Regions from separate parts of the Homo sapiens genome. Here regions 2, 3 and 4 are each linked to region 1. Evidence: read pairs that join two places in POLR2A ChIA-PET (ENCODE). Cell type or tissue: PC-9. All regions are shown on one strand. Links, peaks and the distances in the headings refer to the core of each region. The heading gives the core; the rest is flanking DNA.

Region 1 (5,893 bases), core at 412-5,411:
CCAGCTTCTTACCACCCAGGAAAAGGCCTGGTGTTTTTGGATGAATTTACCCACACTAACTTTATGATGAAGGAAGCCGTATAACAAGGACTTTCTGAAATAGAGAATCCCATGTAATGTATTTTGTATTGCTGGAAGCATACAAAGATATAAAAATAGGAATGATTACAAGTGCTTCATTTTGAAAGAATTTAAAACTATTAGCAGCATGTTGCTTATTTCTATGGGCAAAGATTTTGTCTTCAAACATAAGTGTTTTGTCTTTTTTCTGCCCACCATTTATTTAATAAATGAGAGTTTCATACAGTGTCAGACATCAGGGCTCCCCTCCATCAGCAGAGTGGTTAGGACGGGACCTGGAAGCAGCCTCCAAACTGCCTCTTCTTTTGCCACAACCTAGCTGAGCAGTTAAAGAGAACCACACCAATGAGATGAGAATTTAAAGACAGCCTGGGGTCATAAAACCAAGGCAGACTGGTTTAAAACTCAATCATACTCACTGCTCCCTGTCTTCATCCCCTCAGTGAAATTCCTCTGTAGCCTCTGTCCTTACTACCTCCTTTTTTCTCTTCCAGTAGAATACAAGCTCTTCCAGAAGAAATGTTCCACAGATAATGCTAGCCAGGTGTGGTGGCTCACACCTGTAATCTTAGCACTCTGGGAGGCTGAGGCGGGAGGACTGCTTGAGCCCCAGAGTTGGAGACCAGCTTGGGCAACATAAAAAGACCCTAGCTCTTAAAAAACAAAAAAGAAAAAAAGCTGCCAAGCCTATGATATTTACAATCCCCATTTAAGTATAAGCAAACTGTCTTATTTCAGAAAATCAGATTTTTAAAACTTTTTTGATTTACTAGGCCAATTCACCATCCTCTTAATGTTAAAACAAATGTACATACTGAAGACAATTAGCTTAAAATTTGCTAAATGAAACAGCTTTGCAACTTGCTTCTTGTGACTCAGTCCAATTAGACCCACTAGTGTTAAAAATGGAAACTGAAACAGATTTGGATGAGGTTGATAAATTCCCAGATAGGGCCTGCCAAGTAAATCTGACCCACTGTCAGTAGACAACAAATGCTATGCCAATTTTTAATCCTGTACCAGATGGCAAGGAGTCTTGCCGAAGACTTATATTAAACTTTTAAAATTTTCCTCAACTGGAATTAGAATACAAGTATGCAAAAGGTGGTTTACTTTCTCGTTGTATGTTGGGGATAAATACTGTTTGCATTTAAATCAAATTAAACATTCTATTAGTGTGATCTTATTTAGATTTCAAGACCTAGGAAATGACATATATCTTACTCATATCTTACATTTCTTTTAGTAGTACCTTTTGTTTTGCCAACGGTACTTAGCTCTGCTAACCAACACCAGAGATGAGTCTTAACCACAAGAACAAAGACAGGGGTGGTATGCACACTTACTAATTCTCCCAGGCCCAGATGCACACTTTCTCCAGGTAGTCCCTCTGCTGTCACCTAAAACCACAATGCAATGGGAGCTGAGCACAGTGGAAGCCCATTGCAGTGGGAGCCCATTGCAGGAGAAACCCCAGGGAGCTCATCACAGAAGGGAGGCCACATCACAGAGGGAGCCCATGACAGTAGAAGCCCCATCGCAGTGGATGCTCAGCTCACCACCCACATCTAAACTAGCAACCCGACCTGATCATGTTTGTAATACTAAGATTAGGTTTTTTGTTTGTTTGTTTGTTTTTGAGACGGAGTTTCGCTCTTGTCACCCAGGCTGGAGTGCAATGGTGCGATCTCAGCTCCCTGCAGCCTCTGCCTTCCGGTTCAGGCAATTCTCCTCCTTTAGCCTCCCAAGTAGCTGGGATTATAGGCGTGTGCCACCACACCTGGCTAACTTTTGTATTTTTAGTAGAGATGGGGTTTCACCATATTGGCCAGGCTGATCTAAACTCTTGACCTCAGGCCATCCACCCGCCTCAGGCTCCCAAAGTGCTGGGATTATAGGCGTGAGCCACCGCGCCTGGCGACAATATTAAGATTAGTAGCCATCCAGTACATTGATCTCCTCTGCTTAACGTTATCAGTCTATTTGCATAATGTGGAGTCGGCTTTTGAACTTCGATATGTTGACAATCAGAAATAAAGTAATAGCTCTTCACATGGTTGAAGAGATACATAGCTTAGGTTTTACTGTATTTCTAGAAACCCTAATCAATCTTCCTCCCACGTTGTCATTCTTTCTACCACCCTAATTAATAATTCTTTGTCCCAAGGCAGCTTTTAAAACACTATTATTGGTTATAATGATTCTTCCATTCTGCCCAAATCCTAAACGGCACCATCTCCTGCTATTTTTAATGCATCAGAATAGAAGATACAAAGAGGTAAAAGTCAAGCTGCCAATGTGCACAGCTGACACATCTATTAGCAAAGCATTCAGAGTTTAAACCCCAAAGCTATTAAAAAAAAAAAAAGACTCATGCCATATAATAAAGGTGACTCTTCACACAGCAGAAATGTGTTAGATGAGAAAGTTCATCCTTCTTTGAAACCACAAAGAATTTATAGTTGAAAGTTTCCGGTCAGATTTTCACTTAAGCAGCTCATCAAACATAGCTGCAGTCTATGACACAGAAATAATAACTGATATATAAATAGGGGATTTTTTTAGGATCCTCTAATAAAAGATGATACAAGACCAGAGAAGTTATTTCAGTGTATGGTTCCGGTCTCTACCATTCACTTGCCAATTCAAAAAATTTCAGCATTCTCTGGAATTCTGAATGAATGGCAGGGATTGTATTTTTAACTACCAGGCTCTAATCCTCGACTTCCCTCACAGACTTGCCAAGAAGTTTCCACTTGTTTAAGTTAGCAGCAGTAGGCACAGCAGCCATGTGAAAGGTCTCCTAGTGCCTCTGCCCTGGCCAGCTGTGGTGATCCATCTCCCTCACGTCCTTCCCACTGAGCACCACCGACTTTTCTGCAGACTCATTCTGTCTGAACCTACTCAGTCAGGCAGAAGCTGAGTCAAGCAAAGCTGCTGTCAGCCCCAAAGAGCAGATGAGCCAAATCAGGACTGTAATACCCGTGGTTCCTGCAGGGATTCATTTACCAGAGTTTTGTCCCTGGGGTGGGAAAAAAAAGTGGCACTGTGAAGTGCCACTTCCCAGAGAAAACCACTTTGGAAGGCTGGTGACTCATCAAGACAGCCCCAGGTGTGACTCAGGAGCCTCACTTCAGAAGGTGAACAGTTCAGTCACTGTGTTAGAGACACCCCGTCATATGCTGCACGCACCCCAACAGCACCCGGCCCTGGCAAGCCTCACTTTGCCTCTGCAAACTGAGCAAAATTCTTGCTTAACCTCATTTTTCCTATTTTGTGAAAACATAAGAAGGAAAAAAAAAAAAGGACTGGGAGTTTCTGTTGCTTGTTTGATTTGGGCCAAGAGCCATATTAAAGAACTTTGGCTGCGTTGCAAACAATTTTATTATTAGTACCAGCATTTTTTTTTCTCCTCTCATGCCAGGATCAATAATGCTATTAAAAAATGTATAGTCCAGACACAGTGGCTCACGCCTGTAATCCTAGCACTTTGGGAGGCTGAGGCAGGAGGATTGCTTGAGCATAGGAGTTCAAGGCCAGCCTGGGCAACATAGGGAGATCTTATCTCTAAAAAAAAAAAAATCAAAATATGAGTCGGGCGTGGTGGTATATGCCTGTGGTCCCAGCTTCTTGGGAGGCTGAAGCGGAAGATTACTTCAGCCTGGGAGGTCGAGGCTGCAGTGAGCCGTGATCATACCACTGCACCCCAGTGTGGGCGGCAGAGCAAAACTCTGTCTCAAAAATAATAATAAAATAAAATAAATAAAAGATGTATAAATCACCTTAAGTTTATTGTGTTGGAACTCCACAACAATGTGAGAGTCTATTTCACGATATTATTTCCAGATGTCAAGTATAAAATATGTACTTGGTAGAGTCTTTATTTCACTTTTCTCCTTTCTCACAAACAAAAACATGGGATGAGAATCAGAAGTAGAGAAAAGATGAGACGCTTTATGAATGGTGAATTATTATTACTCTTATTTTTTTCTGAGATGGAGTTTCACTCTTTCAACCAGGCTGGAGTGAAGTGGCACAATCTTGGTTCACTGCAACCTCCGCCCCTCAGGTTCAAGCGATTCTCCTGCCTCAACCTCCTGAGTAGCTAGGATTATAGGCGTGTGCCACCACACCTGACGAATTTTTGTATTTTTAGTAGAGGCAGGGTTTCACCATGTTGGCCAGGCTGGTCCTGAACTCTTGACCTCATGTTATCCACCCGCTTCGGCCTCCCAAAGTGCTAGGATGACAGGCATGAGCCACCACGCCCAGCCACATGAATAGTGAATTCTAGAATAATTAATAGGAAGTGGAATGTATTCATCCATTTTTTCATTAGACAAGTATTTACAGTGGGGTACATCTTCCATAGGGATTCAGTTCCAAACTCAGTTTTCTTTTGTTTGAAAGAGATGCTGCCCAGGCTGGACTCCAACAGTTGGGCTTAAGTGATCCTCCTGCCTCAGCCTCCCGAGGCTGGGTCTACACATGCGTGCCACCTTGCTCTGCTCCCCAAAATCAGTTTTGGCAAATGTGGAGTGTGGTAAAAATTACCACTGAAAAACTTTTGAATATACAGTCCACTAGGCTTTGTGTACATTATATTATCTTTCAGTAAGCCCAATGCAGCCAGTTTCTTCCAGGGTTAGAATATGGTGCTATTTCTACACCCAAGATCCAGATGAAGTGATGCTGTACCCAAATATGTATGTCGGGATTTGCTAGGCACTCAGTGATGAATTCACGACACTTCAACATGCATACGGTGATGAGTGCCTGTAATACCTAGGCCCTCAAGGAGCTGGCAGTCAAATGAGCAGGGAGAAGGTGGCAGTGAAACAACGAGCAGTATGGTGGTAAACAGCACAGACTCTATTGTTTTTGTTATTATAAATGGTCCAGAGCCTGACACTCTGTCTCAACAGCTGTATGTTAGAAATGTTTCCCATATCAACTGCATCTAACATCTAGGAATCAGCTTCAATCTCACAATAAGTCTTAAAAAGAAGTTAGTATTTTAGAGTAGCCACTAAGCTACTCTAAATGCTAAAATACTTTGACAATTGTTTTTCCATGCTCTCTGTGCCTAACACGTTTTTAACATGTTGTTTTTTCCAGTTGTTCTTAAATGGGACACTGACCCAGTGCTTGGCTGCTCCGAAGCCACTCCAAATGTGAAATATGTCGAAGCTAAAGCTGCACTGCCCTCCTTTCTCTTCTTTCTAATGGGGCCAAGTGAATTAAATGTCACTCATCCCAAAAAAGAAGGCAAATCCTCTTTAAAACCAAAAATTCTTTTGGGTTAGGCTAGCTTCTCCTCTATTCATGTGAAGAGATTTAATTCCTTTTTGTTGGTTTTGTTTTTTTCAATTCTGGGAAGAGGATGAGCCACCCTGGCTCTGGCCATCAGAGCCACTTTCTTTTTGCACATGTTTGAAAGGCATGACACAACTTGAACTGGAAAAAGGGCTGGCATGAACCCCGGCATCTCAAGAGAGACTAGAGGTGCTTTTCAGAGTGAGGTTCCCATTTTGCAAGAAATTATTTGGAGGATCAAAGACAAAAACTGAGGCATCGAAAGGGACCAACTTAGGCTTCAGAGGAAGGGGAGAGTGCTACTGGGGACCTTGAAAATAATTATCAGGAAACACAGCTTATGGTTCACATTTCAAACCCAGCCTACAATGTTTCTTTACGTGTATTTCTTGGCATCTTCAGTCGAAAATATCACCCAAATGAGGCAGAGTGGTACAGTGGATTTGAGATCTGTTTCTGCCATTAACTGACTAAGAGACTACTGTAAGTAACATCT
Region 2 (5,893 bases), core at 504-5,503, 940 kb after region 1:
GCTTTTTTGTAGAAATCGAAAAATTCATATGGAATTACAAGGGACCCAGAATAGCCAAAATGATCTTGATAAAAAGTAAAGTTGGGCCAGCACTTTGGGAGGCTGAGGCAGACAGATCACTTGAGTTCAGAAGTTCGAGACCAGCATGGCTAACATGGTGAAACCCCATCTCTCCTAAAAATACAAAAATTAGCCGGGTGTGGTGGCATGCGCTGTAATCCCAGCTACTCAGGAGGCTGAGGCAGGAGAATCACTGAACCCAGGAGGTGGAGGTTGCAGTGAGCCAAGATTGTGCCACTGCACTCTAGCCTGGGTGACAGCGAGGCTCTGTCTCAAAAAAAAAAAAAAAAAAAAGGAATAAAGTTGGACAACTCAAACTTCCTGATTTCAAAACTTTCAACAAAGCAACAAAGCTACAGTAATCAAGATAGTGATACTGGCATAAAGCTAGACCTACAGATGAATTGAAGTGAGAGTCCAGAAACAAACTCTCACAATGATGTTCAACTGATTTTGACAGGGGGCCAAGACAATTCAATGGGAAAAGAATAGTCTTCAACAAATGATGATGAGACAACTGGATAGTCACATGAAGAATGAAATTTGACCTCTACCTTACAATACATACAAAAATTAACTCAAAAATGGAACAAAGACCTAAATGTAAGAGCTAAAACTATAAAACTCTTAGAAAAAAAACATAGGCATAAATCTTATGACTTTGGGTTTGTTACATACGATGCCAAAAGTACAAACAACAAAAGAAAAATTAGAGAAGGTAAACATTATCAAAATTTTTAAATTTGGGGCATCAAAGGACACTATCAAAAAAGTGAAAAGATTAGTTAGCCAGGTATGGTGGTACACACCTGTAGTTCCAGCTACTTGGGAGGCTAAGGCAGGAGGATCACTTGAGCCCAGGAGTTTGGGGTTGCAATGAGCTATGATTGCGCCACTGCACTACAGCCTGGGCAACAGAGCAAGACCCTGTCTCTAAATGAATTAATTAATTTAATCAAAGTTAAAAAATAAAGTGAAGAGAAAATTCACAGAATGAGATAAAAATTTGACAAATTGTATATTTGATAAGGGACTTATATCTAGAATATATAAGAAACTATTACAATTCAATAATAAAAAGGCAAACTACCCATTTTTTTAAAAACAGGCAAATGATCTAAAGAGACATTCTCCAAAGAAGATATGCAAATAACCAATGAGCAAACAAAAAGATGCTCAACAGCATTAGCCATCAGGAAAATGTACACCAAAACCACAGTAAGATACCACTCACACCTTCTAGGATGGCTAAAATAAAAAAGACAGATAACAAGCTTTGGTGAAGATGTGGGTAAATTGGAATCCTCATACACTCCTGGTGGGTGTTGGGAACAAGCCCCTCAAAATCTGGCTGTAAACTGGCCCCAAAACTGGCCATAAACAAAATCTCTGCAGCACTATGACATGTTCATGATGGCCATAACGCCCATGCTGGAAGGTTGTGGGTTTACCGGAATGAGGGCAAGGAACACCTGGCCTGCCCAGGGCAGAAAACCACTTAAAGGCATTCTTAAGCCACAAACAATAGCATGAGCAATCTGTGCCTTAAGGACATGCTCCTGCTGCAGTTAACTAGCCCAACCTATTCCTTTAATTCAGCCCATCCCTTCGTTTCCCATAAGGGATACTTTTAGTTAATTTAATATCTATAGAAACAATGCTAATGACTGGCTTTGGCAGGTGGGAATGTAAAACGGTGCAGATGCTTTGGAAAATGGTTTGACAACTCCTGAACCAGTTAAATATAGTTACCACATGATCTAGCAGTTTCACTCTTACATATATACCCAAGAGAAATGAAAACATATTTCCACTGTCCACACAAAAACTTGTATACAAATGTCCATTGCGGCATTATTCACAATTGCCAAAAGGTGGAAACAACCCAAATGCCCATCAGCTGATGAATGGATAAATAAAATGTGGTATACTCAATATTTTTCAGCAATAAAAGGAAATGAGGTACTAATGTAGTCTACAACATGAATGAACCTTGAAAACATGCCAAGAAGCCAGTCACAAGGACAAAATATTGTGATTCCATTTATATGAAATTTTCAGAATAGACAGATCTATAGAGAGAAAGTGGATTAATGGTTTCCTGGGGCTGGGGAAATGGGGTGATCAGGTTGGAGGTGAAAAAGAACAAACTCTTGCTACAGGCAACAGTGTAGATGAATTTAACAGACATAGTGTTGAGTGAAAGAAGCCAGACACAAAATAGTACATACTGTATGATTCCATTTATACAAAGTTCAGGAACAGGTAAAACCATTCAACGGCAAGAGAGTCAGCAGCTGTTACCTTTTGGGGTATTGGCTGGGAGTAGGAATAAGGCAGCCTTTTGTGGTTTTGGGAATGCTCTATTATCTTAATCTGGAAGGTGGGTACAAGAGTGAGTGTGAGTATGTATGTTTGTGAATACATCTATGTTAAAGAATTCATTTAGTTGTACACTGAATATTTGTTCACTTTACTATGTAAGTTCAAGCACAATAACAAAAATTGTATAGATAAAATAAAAAGTACTATCCCACCAATCTAGTTAGCTTGGGAGCTTCCCTATAACTGAAGCAAACTGGATCAAAATGCTTCTCTCCTCTTCTCCAGGGCCACATAGTCTGCATATTTTTAACTTTTCCTCTTCATGGCTGCCTTCGATTGTCACTAACTGATTTCAGAGAAACCTTGAGGCAGAGAAACCTTGTGGCTTCAGGGAATGCCAGAACTTGGACCTTTAGGTCTCAGAACCCCTCTAAAAAGGTTTTCCTTTATGGCTGAGGCCTCTTTCTCTTTCCAATTGAAGGCTTATCAGGAAGGAGGGTTCCCAGGAAGCAAGCTGGGCAGGCCTACGTACTTGAAGTCTCAGAGAGTCATATAATTAAAACTCCTTTGTATTGCCTGGGTTTTCCTCTCATTATGCAGTAACCACACCCTTTTTATAACATTTATGATGTTACCTGCACATATACTCACTGGGAAACAATGTGAAGTTAAGCCTAGATCTGTGACTAACACCATAAAAGCAAAACAATCGCTCTACCTCATAGGAGTGCTGCTAAAAAGACACAAAGACATATTTTAAAATATTTACGTTAAGAGCAATACCATAACCAGGTAACATAGATGAAAACTTCATAAACTGAAAGAGGTCACACAAATGACCAAGACATAGTTTTAACTATATCATGGAAATCTCCAAAAATTATGTTCATCTATAAAGTAAGTGAAAGCACCGGAACAGCTTCCTCCAAATGAGCCTTGTAAATGGATCTACTAATAACACACTCCACTCTTAAATCTGAAAATAAACCAAGCCAATATTAAGTGAAAAGTAACCTCTGGTAAAACTGACACGCCACTTTAGGTAGCTGCAGCCATGCAAAAGTTTGATATCAAAGTATCTGAAAAGCATAGCATTCACCAGTTGTCGAAGCACCGTTCCGGGACTTGCAGCATCAGCTTCACTTGAGAACCTGTTAGAGATGCACATTCTCGGGCCCCAACTCAGGCCCACTGAATCAGAAACTCTGGGAATGGGGTCCCCAGCACTCCAGGTGTTTTTGTTGTTGTTGTTTTTGGGGTTTTTTTGAGACGGAGTCTCGCTCTGTTGCCCAGGCTGGAGTGCAGTGGCGCGATCTCGGCTCACTGCAAGCTCCGCCTCCCGGGTTGACGCCGTTCTCCTACCTCAGCCTCCCGAGTAGCCGGGACTACAGGCGCCCGCCCCCACGCCCGGCTAATTTTTTGTATTTTTAGTAGAGACAGGGTTTCACCGTGTTAGCCAAGGATGGTCTTTATCTCCTGACCTCGTGATCCGCCCGCCTCGGCATCCCAAAGTGCACTCCAGGTTTTAATTACCTCTCGGGTGATTGTGGTGCACGCTCAAGTTTGAGAACCTCAGCTGTACCCAATTACTTTAGGTGGGCAAGGGCTTTCTAGAAGATCAAACACTTCAAACACCTGGCTTCAGCTCACAAGCACGGGACAAAAGCTCTCGGTCCTCTTCCTTGTTCTCCGCGGGGTTTGTAGTATGAATCTCAGGTCACAAACTCGGACTATCACCTTAATTCAGACCCTCCCTCCCGGAGTGATCTAGGTCGTGTGTCGTCTCTCCTTCTCCGCTGTTGCAGCACAGATGGAAATGGAATGGGTCTCGCTTGCAGTCTGTCACGACCTCCACTGACTTCTTCAGGGTGGTCGCTCGCGGTGGTCCTAAGGCGCTCTCATCCTCCACACCTCGCTGGGGGACCGGCGATCTCCTCCAAAGGGTCGCCCCAAACCCCGGCCGCGCCACCCCCAGCTCCAGGGGACCAGCAGCTGGCAGCTCCGCTCTCCCACCCTCAACAATGCCGGGTTTCCTCGCTTCTCCGGCTTTTACAAGAGGTCGGGAGAACGTTTGAATTGTGGTTGCTTCTTCTTTGAATCTTGCAACATTCCTGAAAGCCCTACGGAACCGAAATTTGGAGAGAACACAAATAACAAGTCTAAAAATTATCTTGCCACAGGATAGTAGGTGCTTCCTACCATTACCTAAGTAATTTGACACCATATATTATTTAATACACTTCAGGGTTATACATAAAGGTAAAATGTGAAAGCTTGCAACTAATAATTACAGCAATAAGCAAACACATGTTTTTCCTCTTTAGTTTCGCTTTTTAAAATTATCAAATTATTTTTATGGACACAGTAATCAAAATAGAAACAATTTAGCCTAGGAAATTTAGCAAGACTCCATCTCTACAAAAAGTTAAACAATTACTTAGGTGTGGTGGCTGGTACCTGTAGTCCCAGCTACTCCGAAGGCTGAAGTGGGAAAATTGCTTGAGCTGGGGAGGTAGAGGCTACAGTGAGCTGATCACACCACTGCATTACAGCCTGGGCAACAGAGACCTTGTCTCAAAACAAGCAAACAAACAAATATATTTTACATTTTTAAAAAACACCCACATAACCCTATCACAAAAAAATCCACCAAGCTAATATTTTCATATTCTTTTCCCATTTTAGTATGTATATATCAGTACACATATTTTATGTCCTGCCCTTCTCACTTATTATTGATTTCCATGTTACCAAGTCACCTTGTTTCCATATAAGCTTTATGAAATTAATTTACAGGAACTACATGACACTGATTATAATATGCACATATCCTTCAACCTATTATCCACTCCTCAGATTCTACTTAAGTATTCTTTTTTAAGTATACTACAGTCTTTTCTCCCCTGTAAGTTTTTCATTTCTTCCCACATTTAGAGGAAACAATGCTTTCCACATCTTACTGCACCCCCTGGCTCTCTTCTGCTCAGTAACAGCAACTGTCTCAGTCAAGCGCCTCTCTGTGGAACACTGCTGTTCCTTCACAGACAAAGCCATAAAATCAGTGAAAAGCAGAGCCAGCTGCTCGCCCACTGCTAGAGGAAGAGGTCATCTCTCTTGCCTTTTATCCCATCTCAAAACATGTTATCCCTCTAATGCCTTTAGAGTTCCCTGGACTGGGCATACAGAGGTGTCCTCAAAGTGTTTTCAGAACTCTGATAATATAGGAGCAAAATCTGCTGAATCTTCCTTCCTAGAAACAAAAGTGATAAGGCCCAACCTTGAAATCTAGATGAAAATCCTGAATGTAACTTCATCTTTCAAGTTTCTGCAGTGGTTTCCAAAATGCATTTCACAGGGAGCTGTTTGGCATAGGTCAATGAAGAATGGATTTTCTGTTCCCAGAACCTTAAAATATTTATACTCTGTGCATATTCCAGAAATCAACAATAGCCCCCTACTGCCCATCACCAATTCTTCCATAAATAGATAAAGCACCTAATAGGTAACT
Region 3 (5,893 bases), core at 296-5,295, 110 kb before region 1:
GATCACTAGTTCTCACTTTATAAAGATCACTAACTTTCACTACCTGATTTGATCTTTATTTTTTGATTGAAGACCTATAGTAAGCAAAACATGTTGCATTATTACCTAACATCTATGCACACATAACAAAAATTTCATAAAATGGCTCTTATTACATGCAATGCCCACTAATATTTTCTATTATTTTTTTCCTCCTTTGGAAAATCACTTTTAACAATCTATTTTCATCATCCAGGTAAGCAAAGATGAAGACCTGAATTTTATTTGAATGCAAATGTGTGGAGACCCCTGTCTTCTTCCTGATATTCTGTGTGAATAGATGAGAATGCTCTGCTTTAAGACAAGCAGAAGAAGCCATGTCTTGTTCTTCTGCTAAGGGGCAGTTACTCATTTAACCTCTGTGTATGGCTTCTCTTGTCTCTTGTCACAAGTAGAAGGTTGTAACATCATTGAGGGCAGAAAGCAAGTCTTAGATTTATTTTATTCACAAGGACAGTATTTGGCACATTGGTGGACATACCATGCATGTAACAATACACTTATCGATTGCACTGAATTGACAGCTCTTCACCCATTTCAGGGTGAATGTCTTCTGCTCCTGTGCTTGTTAGCTGAGGAATTGACTTCCTGCATCACTGGAAGGAACCCCTAGACTTCCTGCTGCTTAGTCCCGTATGGTCAAACCTCACATCCGGTGAGGTCCATGGAGATAGTGCCCATATTCACATTCTTCTCCTTTTCTTCCCCCAAGGATCCCTCCTGTCTTTCTATCCCTTCCAGGGCTACTATTTGCTCTCACTTCTGAAGTCTCCATAGAAGGCTAGTGACAGAATGGGGCTTAGTGTCCTCAGCCACTTCCTTCTTGCTGTTTCTGAAAACAAGGGAGTTAGCCTTTTTGGTTTAAAGCCTTCACTGCTAAACACCCAGAGGAACAGAATAAGCAATAAACTATCAAGTAGGAGTATCACAAAAATGATTCCCAGAATCTCACACAATTTTCCCTTGCCCCCAAAGCAGTCTGTTGGTGACCTCCCTGCTACACTTCCAGAGAGTGAATTTCACCAAGGTTCCCATCCCCCCCACGATTCCCTCTCTCCAGATTAGATATTCTACTTCTTGCCTGGAGGTCTGAAGGCACAATTAATAATTGAACAATTAATGAGTTAGTCACTATCCAAGTGTTTGAAGTCTGAAGTGGTCAGGGCATTCCAGGAAAGTGACTGTTTTTCAGTGTTTCTCTTCCTCTACCCAGGAAATAAGTTACCTCAGGCTTGAAAGAAAACTGAAGTGTGGTCCACAATATTTCTTACTTTCATCTAGTCACTCAGACAGTATACATGGGTAACTCCAGTTGTGCATCTGAAAAATCTAGGACAACAGGGCTAGTGTTGGTCAAATGCCATGATGGTAACTTCTAGAAGCAAACGGTGTAGTCCAGGGAGAAAGGAGAAAGCTGCCCAGTCCCCAGAGAGAAGCTGCCTAGCTCTAAGTAGCATATGCATTTGATTAACCCAATCCACTCACCCCCAGGACTGTTGCCTTTAGAGTTCATATGCTCAAGACTCCCTGTCAGAAGCCAGTGGGTTATAAATAAAGTTCATTTGCACCTGCCTGGAGTGTTGGAAAACAGCTGTCAGCACAGTGATGACAGCCCTTGTTTGCTTCTGGTGGAAACACAGCTGGTTTTCTTTTTCTTCCTTTTGCTTGTCTGTATATCCAATTTTTCTACCAAAAAAAGTCACATTATTTTGTAATAAGGAATAAAATCACAGTTTGTTGTTGTGTTCAGAAGGGTCTCCTACTGTGTGCATATACCTCACACACAGTGTCATTCTATTGTTTATATTTAAAAGATGATGTTTTGTTGTTTGTTTGTTTTCAAAAAGGAAAATCTATGAGAGAGAACATAGCCTGGGTTTTGGCAACACAGAGCTGGAGAGGAGGTAGGCTAATGGGTATGAACATACAGTTAGCCAAAGGGATAACCTCTGTTGTTTGACATTACAGTAAAGTGACCATGGTTAGTGATAATGTATTATAGATTGCAAAGTAGCTAGAAGAGAGGACTTAAATTGTTCCCAGCACATAGAAATGATCAATATTCAGTGATGGATACCCCCAAATACCCTGGCTTAATCACTACATATTCTACACATGTAAAATATCACACGTACCCCATAAATGTGTAAAATAGTATGTATAAATAAAAAATAAAATCTTAGCTCTTCTTCTTATGCTGAGATGAGCTTGCAAAAATCACTTTGAGCAGAAGCATCCCCACTTGTGAAGGGGGCATGACACCTTCTTCACAGAAGGGTGAAGAACATTTAAGGTGCTCATTCGTGCTTGGAGTATTATGCATGGCTCAATAAACATTTGCTGTTTTTCTGCTTTCTTTCTCATCCTGACCCTGAGATTTCTAAGTATCTTTATAAAGCAACCAGTACTCATTTCTTAGAAATTTTAGAAGGAGCCTCAACATTTTTCCAGTCTGACTTTTCTGGAATCCTTCCCACAGCTTCCCTTTCCAAGGGCCTCTGAGCCTTGGCAAAGCCCAGTCCATGGCTTCCTTGTGAGCAGGTGGCCTATTCCACGGTAGGACAGGTCTTACCATGGTAATAATGTCACTTGCTTTTTATTTAGCTAAAATTTGACTCCCTAAAATATTCGACCTATTTTAACCTCTAGATTCTCAATGAAGAACTAGTAAGACTTCCAGTTCCACCTCTTAATCCTTCAGCTGTTATGTAATACCAGTACCAGGCAGGGCCATCGCATAATGTAGAGCTTGGTCCAGGCGTGGCAGAGAACTTCTTAAGTGACACAAAGCAAATGAATGAATCATGCCCCTGGCAGTTGGCAAACTTTCTAATAGGGGTGTGTTTTACTGCCTCCTGCACTCTATAACTGCTCTTCCAACTGTGTCTTCTCCCCAGTCAACTCATCAGGACCTTTTCTCTCCCTCTCTACCAATGCTGACCTTCCTTTCCCCTTAGCCTTAGTGGATGATGGTTTCTTTATTCCTATATGGAAGACATAGCTGAGAAAGTTGATTAGGAAAACTGTTTTTGCTAATTCCATCACATCGTGTAGGGAAAAGATAGAACTTAATTACTTAATTGCGTAACAAGTAGAGAAACACAGCAATCAGACAATAAAATGAACAGTAGCTTTTTGCCTTAAACAATTCTTTTAAGTCTGAGCTCAATGATACACAACTAGACCATCAAATTATTTTGATATTGAGGAAAACAGAAGCTCTTTTGGATAACCCTGAATTCCAGGCTTTCAGTGGAAAAGACAAAGACACGCACTGTACACCATTAAGTACTTGGGAGACATGATTTTAACCAGGATGTAACTCAATTATATTAGTGATTTATAAAGAGTCTGGAGAAAATATTTCTTTATTTGGGCATGGGCACTGTCAGATTAAAGGTGCAGTGGTTCTAAATGCTGTTTGTTCCAGCCCTGTCTTCGATTGCAACAATGTGAGTGTCTTGTCTGTGCTGGTGGATTATTAACAGAGGTTATTGGTCTCCATGGCAAAACGATTGAATGATTGCTCTGAACGTAATCTCATTTATGGGGGTGCAAAAAACAAAGCACTTCAGGTCAGGGAGAATGTATAAATGTCCATTGCCATCGAGGTTCTGCTATTTTTGAGAAGCTGAAGCAACTCCAAGGACACAGTTCACAGAAATTTGGTTCTCAGCCCCAAAATACTGATTGAATTGGAGACAATTACAAGGACTCTCTGGCCAAAAACCCTTGAAGAGGCCCCGTGAAGGAGGCAGTGAGGAGCTTTTGATTGCTGACCTGTGTCGTACCACCCCAGAATGTGCACTGGGGGCTGTGCCAGATGCCTGGGGGGGACCCTCATTCCCCTTGCTTTTTTTGGCTTCCTGGCTAACATCCTGTTATTTTTTCCTGGAGGAAAAGTGATAGATGACAACGACCACCTTTCCCAAGAGATCTGGTTTTTCGGAGGAATATTAGGAAGCGGTGTCTTGGTGAGTAGGGAAGCTTAAAATCCCCCTAAGGGAGATTTTCCCTTCCCCACAATCCTTTTTAAATCAGGTACTTATTGAACAGGGAGATATTTAGTTGGTAATAGAAGCTCAAGCATTGCATGGTGAGAGGTCAATGCCTTAATTTTTTTCTCGTTTCTGTTAGGATCTGACAAGGACACGTCAGCTAAATTTACTAAGTAATTAATCTCTAAGCTTGGGCTGACAGTTCTCATGGGTCATTTGAGTCCCATGAACCGAAGTGAAGGTCGCATAGTTTCTTGATTCCAACAAGATAGTGCCCAAAACAATAACAACAACAAACCCACGATGCAAACCCACTAGAAAAGCAAATTGACTTAAAACCACCATGAGAAGCTGTTGTCAGTGTGGTCGTCTTCCACTTAGGACCTAATGATTTCTTTACCTCTGGTTTCCAATAGAATTGGGAACCTCCGTTTGAGAGAGTGAAAGGGAGAGAGACTCACTCTTCATGACAATTGAGGAAAAGTTTGTTATTCTTTTTTCTAACACACCATCTAAATGGAAACTCAGATTTTGAAATCTTGCCTCATTGAAGCTGGTTAGTCAGCCCAAATGGAATCTAAGTACTCCATAACACTCCATTACCCCTCCAGCCATGCTCTGTTACTTTGCCATTCCCTTTGGGCCTCCAAATCCCTCATTGTGGATGGGGCTCCTTATACAGTCAGGCAGGCTCGGGCCCTCCCTTCAACTCCTGGACTCTCTCTGAGGTGCCTCTTCTCCTGGTAGATGATCTTCCCTGCGCTGGTGTTCTTGGGCCTGAAGAACAATGACTGCTGTGGGTGCTGCGGCAACGAGGGCTGTGGGAAGCGATTTGCGGTGAGTTACCATGGGGGGCAGCTACTAGAATTACTCCAGGGTGCTCTGTGCTTTTGTGCTGGGCAGCATGGGGATGGAGACAAGTTATCAGCTCCAGCCAGGACTCTGGGAGCAGCTGGTGAAGGGATAAAACTGTGATTTTTCCTGCCAGTGTGAAATAATAATAATTTTCCAAAATACCATAGCCCTCATACTTATAGGGTATGAATATTGTATTAGATTTTACAAACCGACAGGGATGTCAGAACTGGAGATTCAGAGGGGTCCCATATACAGAATGCAAGCCTGGAAGGCAGAGATGAAGCTGCAGCATTCCTCTGCCACTGAGAGGCCATAAGAACTTGGACAAGTCATTTCCCTTTTCTGGCCCTGAATTGCCTCATCTGCAAAGGGGACTTGGGACAGGACAAAAGATGGTATCCTCCCCTCCCCAGTAGGCTTCTAGGTTCCTCACTCACACCACTTCCATGTTCTCTATTTCTGAGGCCCAGCGCCTCTGGCTTCCACCAGGCTCTGCTTCAGGACTTCTGTTTCCTCTCTTGTTTCATGCGGCCATCGATCTTGAACTAGAGACGTTAGGCATCAAAGTTCCAGAGTGCAGTGGAAAGAATGCTGGGACATGGGGACAGGACCCATTCTGCAATTGAGCAAGTCATTCTACTGCTCTGCCTCCCTTTGCTCATGTATAAAGCAGGAAGCTGGACTAGACCAGAATTTCTCAAGTATGGGACAAGCTCTGGTGCTACACAGATGTGCTATATCTTTCCACAACATAGAATGTCATTCCCATTCAATTCTCCTTCAATCCTTTTGAATCTATCAATCTATCAAGAAAAAGATCTTATTTTGGTAGACATAAGTCTTTCTTTTTTCTTTTCTGTTTTTTTTTGTTTTTGTTTTTGTTTTTTTTTTTTTTTTTGAGACAGGGTCTCACTCTGTTTGCCCAGGCTAGATCTTGGCTCACAGCAGGCTTGAACTTCTGGGCTCAAGTGATTCTCCCACCTCAGCCTTCCAAGTAG
Region 4 (5,893 bases), core at 607-5,606, 830 kb after region 1:
GACGCTTAACAATGTTGGGGATGCGGAGACTCCCGGGACCGTCTCCCCAAACCTCCTCCTAGATGGGCAGCTGGCAGCGGCGGCTGCTGCTCCCGCCAACGGAGGAGGAGTCGTTTCGGCCCGGAGCGTGTCTGGGGCGCTCGCCAGTACCCTGGCGGCGGCTGCCACTTCGGCCCCCGCCCCCGGAGCACCCGGCGGCCCCCAGCTCGCGGGCTCATCCGCCGGGCCAGTGACTGCAGCCCCATCTCAGCCTCCCACCACATGTAGTTCCCGTTTTCGCGTGATCAAGCTGGACCACGGGAGCGGAGAGCCCTATAGACGCGGCCGATGGACGTGTATGGAATACTATGAGAGGGATTCAGACAGCAGCGTCCTGACTAGATCCGGGGATTGCATTAGACACAGCAGTACTTTTGACCAGACTGCGGAGCGGGACAGCGGCCTGGGCGCCACCGGAGGGTCGGTGGTGGTAGTAGTGGCCTCCATGCAGGGGGCGCACGGGCCCGAGTCGGGAACTGACAGCTCCTTGACTGCTGTGTCACAGCTACCCCCGTCGGAGAAAATGAGCCAGCCCACTCCGGCCCAGCCGCAGAGTTTTAGCGTTGGGCAGCCACAGCCGCCGCCGCCACCCGTAGGTGGGGCTGTGGCTCAAAGCTCGGCTCCGCTGCCGCCGTTCCCGGGAGCCGCGACCGGGCCGCAGCCAATGATGGCAGCCGCGCAGCCCAGCCAGCCCCAGGGAGCGGGGCCCGGGGGACAGACTCTGCCGCCGACGAATGTAACCCTGGCGCAGCCGGCTATGTCCCTGCCTCCGCAGCCGGGCCCTGCAGTGGGCGCCCCCGCGGCGCAGCAGCCCCAGCAGTTCGCGTATCCTCAGCCTCAGATACCGCCCGGACATTTGCTGCCCGTCCAGCCCTCCGGCCAGAGTGAGTACCTGCAGCAGCACGTGGCCGGCCTGCAGCCGCCAAGCCCCGCGCAGCCCTCGTCCACCGGCGCCGCAGCGAGCCCCGCCACGGCGGCCACCCTTCCCGTGGGCACCGGCCAGAATGCTTCCTCGGTGGGCGCGCAGCTCATGGGCGCGTCTTCCCAGCCCAGCGAAGCCATGGCCCCCCGGACGGGACCAGCGCAAGGCGGGCAGGTCGCGCCTTGTCAGCCGACTGGAGTGCCCCCGGCTACTGTGGGAGGCGTGGTGCAGCCGTGCCTCGGTCCTGCCGGGGCTGGGCAGCCCCAGTCCGTGCCTCCGCCGCAGATGGGTGGCAGTGGTCCGCTGTCAGCCGTACCTGGTGGCCCTCACGCCGTGGTGCCCGGAGTTCCAAACGTGCCTGCAGCCGTGCCCGCTCCAAGCGTGCCTAGTGTGTCTACCACTTCTGTTACTATGCCAAATGTACCCGCGCCTCTGGCCCAGTCGCAACAGCTGAGCAGCCATACGCCAGTCAGCAGGAGCAGCAGCATAATCCAGCATGTTGGGCTGCCCTTAGCGCCAGGCACACACAGCGCACCAACAAGTCTACCACAGTCTGACCTAAGCCAGTTTCAAACTCAGACCCAGCCTTTAGTCGGGCAAGTCGACGATACTAGAAGAAAATCAGAACCCCTACCTCAACCACCACTTTCTCTCATTGCTGAAAATAAGCCTGTTGTGAAGCCGCCTGTTGCAGATTCCCTGGCAAACCCCCTTCAGTTAACACCTATGAACAGTCTGGCCACCTCTGTATTCAGCATAGCTATTCCTGTTGATGGTGATGAAGACAGGTATGGAAATCTCTATTTTAAATATTTGATAGAAATGCTTGGCCAACATTGTAGCTTAGGATGCAACTTTGGGAGATTGTTGTCAACGGAGGCCCTTAGCATTTTTAAATACAAAATTTAGTTTTTGGTAAAATTGATTTAGATTGCTGATGCTGATGTCAAAGGGTGTAATGAGCGAATTGGTCTTGTCACCGTTGTTTAAAAGCACTAAAATGGGTAGGGATGCAACATTGTTTACTCAAAAAAAGGTGAATTTAAGCTTAATGCTTACCATTTAATGGTGGTAGCTAGTGTGTTATGCTCCCATAGAATTGTCCTTTTCTTACATATCAATCACACTTGAACACGTAAGGCAGAGAGATTTGTCAGTGTGAGTTTTGAGGCTGAGACATAATAATACTACAAGTTTTCCTTTCTGGAAAACCAGAAGGTCCTCTAGTGAAAAAAAAAATCTATGTAAGGAATCTTCTCCAGTGTATCTGGAAAGGCTGGAGACATAATGGTGAAATGTCAAATCCGGCTTTGAAGATCATACTTAGTTCAGCCTTTTGATTAAAGGAGGTACAAGGTCACGAGTCTTCCCAGGGACTTCTCTAAGATACTATTTTTTTGTTGTTAAGCAAAAAATGTACTGGAAAGATATTCTTACTTTCCATCAGTCTATTTATTATAGGAAAGGGAGGTTGAGATCGATCCTTTAACTGTAGTGAAAGCTATAGTTCTTGAAATTAAGAGTAATTTTATAATAAAAGTGTAAATGTTAATAATTGGCTCCCTGTATTTAGGGATGCTTTTTTTAATGGCCTAAATAAGAATTAGTGTATTGCTACACCAGTGCCACAACAGCTGATGTTTGGTTATGGTTTAGTGAGGATTTTTGTGGTTTTGAGGAGATGTCACATGTAAATTTGACATACATATTGCAAAATTTTAAAAGCTGACTTGTTGCAATGTTTTAAAATTATATTTAAAAATTATAGAAAAAGTTTCAGGAATTTCACAGTTAGACATTTCTTTGCTGGGGTTTTTGTTTAGCGAGAGGCTAATTTTAGGTGTTTTTAAAAGATACAAACTAATATTATGGATTTCCAGAATAATTAGTATGTGGAAGAATACAATGACATGTATGTTAAAGCTTTCTCTTCCTATGGTTTCTTCTGAGTTCCTTCACATTTCTTAACCTCCCATTTCTAATTAGCCTTGTATTTTTGTTATATACTTCTGTTGGTTTGAAAAATACTCACTGACTGAAATTCATTCATCTTCTCTGCTTTTTGTAATTTAAAGTTCATCTTTTTTTGTAGGTGACTTGCTTATGGGGAGTCTTTCTTCACTTGAGAACGCTTAGAGAATACCACGTGTCCATAAGTGAGCTCAGCTAGCTAGTCATTGAGAAATTTTGTGTGTGTGGGACTACTAAGTAAACTGACTCCACAAGCCACTCAGAAAAATCCCTCTACTTTTATAGTTGCTCCCATTGTCACACACAGGGACACACCTGTAACACAGATTGAGTTTATTTTTTCACCTTTGGTAATAATCAACAGGCATCTTCACTTTTCTAGCTGCCACAAGCCAATTTTTTCCTGATAAGTTGGCAAATAACCTTTTGCTTTCCTCTGTTCCTGTATACTGCCCATATCTCTTCAAGAAATGATGACTGGTTTCCTGAGCTACCCCGCTTTCTATACACACACACACCCCTCCACCCGAGAATGCAGATTACATTTTCCCTTCTGTGCACACCTCTCTCAGTTTACAGCATCCATACTTAGATTCCTCAGAACTTTAGTACGATGATAAGGCATGAAGCAGAGACTTCTGTTGATAGATGGAAACTGAAATGTATTCTTTAGGGTATGACATCAAAAATGCATTTATTTTTTCCTCTTACTGTATTAAGAGTTGGTAATCTGAAAACTCTGATTTCCAAATTTGTGAATGGTTGAACTACAGATACTACTGTATCAGTGTTCTTACCAATTGCAACAGTTAATTCAGTGCAGGGGTTTTGATGTATGTACAGTCCTATTTTAAACATGACACTTCCCTCCCTTGCCCCAATCATTTAAAATCTACATTGCTTACCAATGTTCATTTCTGATTTTTGTTACAGTCTTTCATTGGTTTTTAACTTGACATGCTAGTTTCCAAGATGTAATCTTACACATTTGACTGTTTTGTCACTGGTCCAACATACCTGGTGAAGGAATAAATCCATTAGGTAGAAATAGTTGGGTTTTTTGTTTTGTGTTTTTTTTTTTTAATAGAAAGCTTTGGTTAAAAAAAAAAAAAAGAACAGGGTATTTTAAAATTTTGTGTTTGAAATTAAATAACAGTTTTCCAGGCATATGTTTAAATTACTGAGATGAGTACTTTTGAGGAGACTACTATCTTAACTGAAAATTTTAATTTTAATGTGATTTTGGGTTGCCGCCTTAAAATCTGCATGTTTTCAAATTTGAAATAAAACCAACTGGAGTGAGAGGTCTTGACTAATTGTGATTTAAACTTTGCAAGTAGTTTGACAAATTTCAGATCCTAAGGAAATATTTGTAAATAAGATATATGCTTTTTTTAAAAAAAAATTAGGACTTTAGTAAACAGTCTATTTCTTTGAGAAAAGAAAGGAAAATGGGAAATTAACAAAAAGATTGAGGTGGTTTAGGTTGATACATTGAAAACTCTTATCTTGAGATTTTGGTTCCATTACCTAATGCAAAGTTCTATATTGGCTTAATTTTGAGATCATTTATAATTAAAGAACCGGGCCTTATAGTAATACATCTTAATATTATCACACCTTTAAAAGGCTGATGGTTGTATATGCAAAAAGTTCTCAATTAGCATTGCCTATTGACTCTACATTATTAATTACCATAAAGTTTATCTTTCTGGCCATTTTCATTAGAAAGGTTTATGGTCAGTTGTTGAGACTCTTCAGATTGATTTTGTGTAAACTCGTGGATGTGATGGTTGAAAATACAGTCCTTAAATATGTAGCTACTTTTATAGTGAACTTTACAAAACTTGTTTAAACTACGTACACACTTAACAGTCTCCTGTAAATGAGAGGAGGTGCAAAATATTACTGGCCCTTTTGGAAAAGGAACACAGTACAGATCACTTTCCATAGATAGCCAACCAATGTGAACTCTGTAGGCCGCATTCCAGGAACTCTTATGAATGGCTGCAATTGTGAGCTGTCATCTGTGGCCAAAAGACTGTTGAAAACCTGATTCTAAGGATCCTTTGGTGGCAGATATTTCTATGTCTTGTTAATGGTTTTATTTGTGTGGTTTGCTAATGATCACTGATAAAATATTATACATTGTGAATGTTAAGTGGTGTGTCCTGGTATGTGCCATAAATACACATTTTGTTTGTACATTTATATATATTTTAAACCAAATTCTGCTGCTTTTTTTACTTGAAGTTTAAGTGAGAGGATTAAGTAAATGTATACCAGGAGGCAGAACTGTCTCAGTCTTCGACCTCTGTTGTATGAAAGTCTCACTGAATTGAAGTCTCTAAAGATGGAAATTTCTTACTTGAATCTCTGTTTCTTGGAAGCTGACATTTATCTGTTAAATTGTGAAGGTAATTTTGCTCTTGTAGGTTTACAGTTGATGTCTGAATCACATACTAGATACTATCCTATGCCTATCTACACGTTTAAGAGTGTTCTTACTGAGGAGTTAGTAGTAAAAATGTAAATTCGTATATATGTGTCATTATTGTTTAGCATAAAAACTGATACTGATGTATTCATCAGGGATTACTGATGGATACCACATGGATTACTAAAACATACTTTATTCATAAACGTGGCTTGAAATAAAAGAAATGACAGATTTCCAAAAAGGCTTACGATTTTCCAAACTACCCGAAATTCCTAAACCATGAGCTATATCTGTAGGAGTGTGGCCTTTTATATTCACAGTGACACATACTGTATAAAATTTTATGTGCACTAAATCATATAGGCCAAACATTGGTAAATTTTTTTAGAAAACATGATGGCTTATATGTGTGTGAATAATACAGATTTCCAGCTGACTATTTTAGTAACACTTGTTTTTTCTTTTTAGGAGATCACAACCCCTGAACTAAATCACCTTTATGAGAAGTCATTTTATATAGG

The links. Peaks named below come from ENCODE experiments on the same cell type or tissue, not always from the same donor. Only the 100,000 strongest peaks of a DNase experiment are listed, where the experiment ranks them.
Region 2: POLR2A ChIA-PET joins it to region 1 with 5 read pairs; 1 of 35 experiments calls an interaction of 5 or more read pairs at or near these places.
Region 3: POLR2A ChIA-PET joins it to region 1 with 12 read pairs; 1 of 35 experiments calls an interaction of 5 or more read pairs at or near these places.
Region 4: POLR2A ChIA-PET joins it to region 1 with 8 read pairs; 2 of 35 experiments call an interaction of 5 or more read pairs at or near these places.

The regions. Positions count from the first base shown.
Region 1 is chr3:149,578,911-149,584,803 of GRCh38, forward strand. The region is part of intron 2 of WWTR1 (WW domain containing transcription regulator 1); the gene reads right to left. Among named protein-coding and RNA genes, the nearest start is that of WWTR1-IT1, 70 kb to the right of the region's middle. In PC-9, for the core only: no CTCF peak of the experiment used is centred there; DNase peaks (open chromatin) are centred at 1,361, 2,511 and 3,121; H3K4me3 peaks cover 2,679 bases; H3K27ac peaks cover 5,000 bases.
Region 2 is chr3:150,516,256-150,522,148 of GRCh38, forward strand. No RefSeq gene overlaps it. Among named protein-coding and RNA genes, the nearest start is that of SERP1, 27 kb to the right of the region's middle. RefSeq lists enhancers at 3,842-4,342, 4,343-4,843. In PC-9, for the core only: no CTCF peak of the experiment used is centred there; a DNase peak (open chromatin) is centred at 3,016; H3K27ac peaks cover 1,073 bases.
Region 3 is chr3:149,471,039-149,476,931 of GRCh38, forward strand. It overlaps TM4SF4 (transmembrane 4 L six family member 4), which reads left to right and starts at 3,659. Exons shown (of 5, transcript NM_004617.4): 1 at 3,659-4,013; 2 at 4,785-4,874. The coding sequence starts at 3,840. In PC-9, for the core only: no CTCF peak of the experiment used is centred there; DNase peaks (open chromatin) are centred at 1,211 and 2,803; H3K4me3 peaks cover 279 bases; H3K27ac peaks cover 2,532 bases.
Region 4 is chr3:150,409,560-150,415,452 of GRCh38, forward strand. TSC22D2 (TSC22 domain family member 2) reads left to right here. Exons shown (of 3, transcript NM_001303264.2): 1 at 1-1,749. Among named protein-coding and RNA genes, the nearest start is that of TSC22D2, 4.2 kb to the left of the region's middle. RefSeq lists silencers at 100-269, 530-809 and an enhancer at 556-1,435. In PC-9, for the core only: a CTCF peak has its summit at 611; DNase peaks (open chromatin) are centred at 3,142 and 4,902; H3K4me3 peaks cover 5,000 bases; H3K27ac peaks cover 1,461 bases.